Regions from separate parts of the Homo sapiens genome. Here region 1 is linked to region 2. The links are chromatin contacts, found by Hi-C in ENCODE. All regions are on one chromosome and are shown on one strand. Each heading gives the region's core, a stretch centred on a gene start or an enhancer-like site at or near the end of the contact. The rest is flanking DNA. Distances are from core to core; before and after follow the strand shown.

The links. A loop is a pair of places that touch in the nucleus more often than their neighbours do. Pooled maps may share reads with other maps.
Region 1: a map of dorsolateral prefrontal cortex shows a loop between it and region 2 (6-fold over the local background). The contact joins the promoter of GSCAR here to the enhancer-like site in region 2. A Hi-C loop is called at or near these places in 12 of 168 maps with a recorded cell type or tissue (A673, Calu3, HCT116 and 7 more), 10 of 37 single-sample maps with no recorded cell type and 17 of 50 pooled maps.

The regions. Positions count from the first base shown.
Region 1 is chr5:88,695,708-88,698,487 of GRCh38, forward strand. GSCAR (glioma stem cell association long noncoding RNA) reads right to left here and starts at 1,437. Exons shown (of 3, transcript XR_007058863.1): 1 at 1-1,437. All of the region lies in intron 1 of MEF2C-AS2 (MEF2C antisense RNA 2), which reads left to right. RefSeq lists an enhancer at 227-1,206.
Region 2 is chr5:87,898,037-87,900,855 of GRCh38, forward strand. No RefSeq gene overlaps it. Among named protein-coding and RNA genes, the nearest start is that of LINC02144, 170 kb to the left of the region's middle. Within about 2 kb of position 1,480, at least 5 of the 41 ENCODE cell types and tissues checked have a DNase peak (open chromatin) inside an H3K27ac peak, as active enhancers do; they include dorsolateral prefrontal cortex and heart right ventricle, where a contact is called at or near this core.

The DNA.
Region 1 (2,780 bases), core at 187-2,686, 800 kb after region 2:
TCTTGTCTCCCTCACTGCCATTCCCGCCCCTCCCCCCCAAAATACATTGTAAATCTTTTTCCTCCTACGGTTAATTTTAAAGAACCACAAAAGTTTGCATAAGACAGAATTTACCTGCCCATATATTTCTGTTGAAGGTGGAAAATTGTTTTTACGTGGCAAGTTTTATTTCTATTGATTTCTAAAAATTTTATCTGGAAAGAATTTGGCTCATGAGCTAAATAATATAGTTACCATTTGCTTAATAATTTTTAAGCTCTAGGCATTGAGGTAAATGCTTTATATATTTTTTCTTAGTCTGAGAACAACCATGTAAAATAGGGTTTTTCCTTCTGTTTTTCTTCCTCCCTCTCTTCTTTCCAATTTGAAAACTGAGGCAGAGACATTAAATGGCTTTCACAAAGGTATAGAGCTAGTAAGTAGCAGAGGCAGAGTCTGAACACAACTACCAACCGCTAAGTGGAAGCTCTTAGCAGAGGTCAGCCGAGTTTTCAAGTGAGGCTATAACTGCTGAAGAGTAGCCCTTCAACCTATGGTACTTGGTTGCCCATTATAAAGGAAAGCTGTGTAGTAATTTGACTTTTTATACCTTAAGAAATAATCACGGCAAAAAAAAACCCTAAAAATAATCTTTAGCTGTTAAGCAATCATCATATTGCTAGTTGTAGTGCTGTTATTCATATTTTGCAACTGTTTATATATTATGAGATAAAGCAAGTAAGTCATTATATTGGTGTCTTACAGAACTGAAATTTTTCATTATAAGTAAAAAGGAGATACAGGTGGAAGATTATTGAAATCAAATAAAAATCTTATAGCCCTGGAAAGAAAAAAAAAGGAAAGCTATGGTTAAGAAGCAAGAGTAGAAGCTGTGAGTAGTTACTACCAGTACAGAAAGCTTGAAACAGACTTGTATTCCCACCCCAATCAATGCTTCTCACAGGAGCACATTGAATCCTCTGTTATGTTAATTCTGGCAATCTCTATGTCTTCTGGGTCCTACCATCAAACCTCTGAAAGCAATTCAAATATTTTGCCACTCCCTTTGACCATTTATTTTTTAAATCTGAGATTAGAATTGTGGAACACATAGTGGATTGATATAAAGAGGAAAATCAAGCACCAGGAATAAAGATTATAAAAGAGTTAGCTCCTTGAAGGTTGTTGGTAATAGACCAATCATGCCAACATAAAAAAATTAAATACTACTTTAATGAAATTTCATACTTTTAATAAATTACTTTCATCTTGTTAGTTCTGATCTAGAATATCTTTGTATTTAACATAAATGAGATAAAATTATAAAGAGATTCATCCTCTATTTTCCATTATAACATGCATAAAGTAAGATTTCAAAAATTTAAATAAATGTGTCAGAATATTCATGGAAAGTATTCAGCTGTGAGATTATGTACTTATTTGAATAAAGTGTCTTTTTACAATATATTTGGATTCTTCTATTTCTCCACTTCCTCCTTTTTTCCTCCTCTCTCATCCTCATTTTTCTCCTCCTCATCCATTTTCCCTTTCTCTTCCTCCCATTCATTTTGTCATTGGAATCTATTTCTGAGACACATGAGAAAATGAACCTCATTAGTTTATTTTTTCCTTAAAATGGTATTTTTGAAAAAAAAAAGCAGAAGATGTCACCTTCAACTGAGGATGATATGCCAATTTGAATAGCATATCCTCTGACTGTTGCAGACATTCAGAACTATGTGTGCCATCCCAAAGAAGGTCTTCAATGGCAGCTATTTTTTAAAATGTTGTTTTACAGTCACATTCGATTTACTATTAGATTATCCTCGAATTAAAATAGCTGATACCATAATACTAAATACTAACATTTTAAAGCTATTGTTATGATGTGTTTACCATTGCCATTACTTTTAAAACCAAGGAAAGCACAGTCTGGTAAGACACAATCAGCAGTGAGATACAATCACAACACCACATAAGAGAAATGTAATGTATCATAGCTAGCCCTAGAAAAATAACATTCATCTGCTTTGTAATCTCTCAGATTCGATTGCAGCAAGGAAATATTTATACTTTCATGCAAAAACACATGAGAACCACGGTTTAGAATGGCTAAAATTTTGAGCAAAAAATAGTTTTGTCTTCATCACGTATTGTGTATTGAGCTTTTTTTGTTTTTCTCCTTCATCAACAAACTTAGCTTACCTTTCTTCTAATCTTTGAGGGCCCTGCTCTTTGCTTCCCAAGGTAATGACTGGGTCATTTGATAAAATGAGCCTAGGCTAATGTATTGATGGTTATAAATGTGTTAATGTGCAAATCTTTGGCCACAATTCCTTCAAGCTTTTCAAATCAGATATGAATCTTAATGAACACGTTTGGAGGGAATACTCTTTGTTGTCTAACTTTAGTAAGGGGAACATAATGGTACTACATAAACTCACTCTTTTAAGGCTGGCCTGTCATAAATGCTTAAATACTCATCAGTGCAATTATGAAGAAAGCCCATTAGGGAAAGAATTGAAACCTAGCATATCTGGAACATAAGATAGCTGAATTTAAAAAAAATAGCTAAGACAGCTTTAAAATTTAGACAGTAGAAGACCCATTTATAATTCTTAGACATTAATTTTAAAAGATCATTCAATGACAATTTAAATTATTGGGCTTGTGCTAGAAAGAAGACTACTCTTCTCCTATGTTGAAACCACATTCACCTTTCTGTCCCCAGAACACTTGCTTCTTCCCTTTATAATTGGTGTTCTCTATGCCTGGAACACTTCCCACAGAAATTAACATGA
Region 2 (2,819 bases), core at 230-2,729:
TTTCACTTGAATACAGTTAGAAATGTGACAAATAAAAAAGATATAAAATTGAAATAATATTTATAAAATATGTTATTTAAAAAGTATGACTGAAATTGCAACTAAATTTACTAGTGTCTACTAGCTTTCTCCCTAAAGTAAATCAAAGACTATCGCTATGCATAAGTGAGTTTGGGGGTAATAAAAGAAAATCATTTTGAAAGCAACTGGCTAGAAACAAGTCTTCCCTGTTTTGCGGGGGAGAGGGGGCAACTTGAACTGCTCTACTCTGAAAATCCATTTTGGATTTAGGATTAAGGAAATTTTTTGCTTTTTCTATCAAGAGCTACTGGGAAACAAAAAGGAAATCAAGGCTTCATTAAAAAAATGATGTATTTTTTATGAGAGAAATACAAAACTTTGACTATTGATAATAGATTATTAAAGAGAAAAAAATTGAACCTTTCTGCAGAGATTTACAACAGTTATTTAAATATAATATTTAGTTCACTGTCATAGTCAGCTAAGAAAAACAGATGAAGGGAGGAACAGAAGAGAGAAGCAACAAAATGAAAAGATAGAAGAAAAAAGGGAAAAAAGACAAGTAAATAGGAGAAATACAGCGACAGCTACAGAAAGGAAGAAAGACAAGTAAGCACAGAGCCATAAAGGAAGGAAAAAAGAGGAGAGTTGGGTTGAAGTCTGTGAGGGGAGTGTTAGTTCAAGCCAAAGAAAGCTACTTTGGTCGCTCCGTGGCGTGTGCTGGGACATGAACCCCTGATTGTTAGCTTTTGTGATCACTGCTTTCAAATGCTGACTTAGTGTCAGAACACTGATGAACTGTTGAGCAATATAAACGTGAGATCATACCTAGGTTTCCATAATTGTCTTTGATGGAACATTTAAACAATAAAATCAAAAGGCAAATCGATTAACACAAAAACTTTTTGTTCAAGAGTACGACTGAGAGAAAGAAGAGGAGAGTGGTTCCTGTAATTATGTCAAATTCAGCTTGAGTTTAATAATGAAGAACCAACCTAAACAATTTCCTAAGAAGTTTGTTCAGCTCACCAGTTATCTGCACAAGTAGCTCCTGGGCAAGTGTTGCCTAATTTCACTAATATAAGGATAAATTATTTTCCCATTAACTTGGAACAATAGTGAAGCACTGGTTTATTTTTATTTTTGATTATTTTTTACATAAGTATGTTTTTCTTCCTTCCAAAAGAAACCACCAGGGAAGCCTCATTTTCGTTACATTAATATGGTGTGCCATTCTTGGCGGGGAACTGTAGGTGTTGCTGAAGCTACATAGCAGAAAAAGCTAAGCCAGGCCTCTAATTCTTTGGCTTATTACAGTTCTATTTTAGCCCTGTCCTCTTTTTCCCACTCAAATTCTGTAGCCTAGCATGTGTTTGGATATGCTGCATCCTCCAGTTCTTCACACTAAATATACTCTCAGAAGCCACGAGCAAAACTTGCAGATGAGTCATTCTGTTTGGAAGACTTAGCTCCATGGTGGACAGCTCGTAAACTGGAACAGATTCAGCTGGATAGGGGGAGTAGGGACAACAGTAGTTGGTTCATTGTGTTCTGCAAAAGGAGCCAAGGGGGGTTGGGGGGTGGGTGGTTTCAGAGTAAATTGAAGCAAATGCTCATATTACACTTTAAAGAAAAGTTGGTTAAAGAGACAATACTCTTAATGATAATACTCTAAAGCTTAGAATTTGTGTTCATCACTTGTTTTGGGGGTCAGGCACTTTTTTGTTGTTGTTGTTATCCTTTGACCAATTCTCAGAGCATAATTTGTTTCCAGTCTTTTTGTTCTAAGAGTGAAAAGGTCAACGCCCTTTGACACGGCATGAGCTGTTCAGTGCACAAGGGGAAACGTCACCAGCAGTGCTGGACTTAAAACAACTTCAGGGCAACCAGAGTCAAACACAGGAAGTGTTGTTCAAGCCCCTAGAGAATACTGGCTTTGTTTATTAGCCAACTTACATCTGGTTGAATTGCTAAGTGCCACTATCTTGAATGAGCAGATATATCAGAGACTACAGACCCAGATGAGGTATTTGTAGGCATGATATAACAACATCACTCTCCTAAAGTGTCCCCTACAGGAACCTAAACACAGAGTGGCTATTTTCTTAAATGGGAAAAGTTCCATCTCAGGTCCCCATAGTCCAATACACGCTAAATGATTCTACAAATGAACAAACGCTGCTTTGATGAGACAGTAAATTTAGTGGGAAAAATAATCAACCAAAAATGCAGAAAAAAATTGATTTTTAAAATAAACAGTCTAATCAGAAAATGAATTACACATTCAATCTTGTGAAGTTTTTTAATGATTTCACATAGGAAACACTTACCTACTCAAAATAACATCAGAAACATGTTTATGTATGTGGCATGTGTAAATTTCTAAGTGTTCAATGAGTTATTAACTGTTGTTTTAGTGGTATGAGAAAATGGTTTAACTCCATTTCACAGATTAATTGAGAAAGAAAGGTTAAGTGTTTTGTTTAAGGTCACTCAGCAAATCTAAACCAGAGACACATTTAGTTCTTTGAGTTACTGACTTCCTGTCTGTGTTTTAAATCTGTGAATCATTTTGCTTCTAAATATACTGAAGGAGATTCAAGGCCCTAGGGAAAAAAAATCACATTGTGTCACAGTACCTCATTTGAAAATAGGGAAAATCTGGACAAATTGTACACGTACCTTAGTCTCCAGGATCAAAGATAGTACTAAAGAGGAAAAATAAATGCAGCCTGAAGACGGAAAAGTCCTAAATAGTTATTAAACACCTTGGCCATGCAAAGAGCTCTTTGCTTACA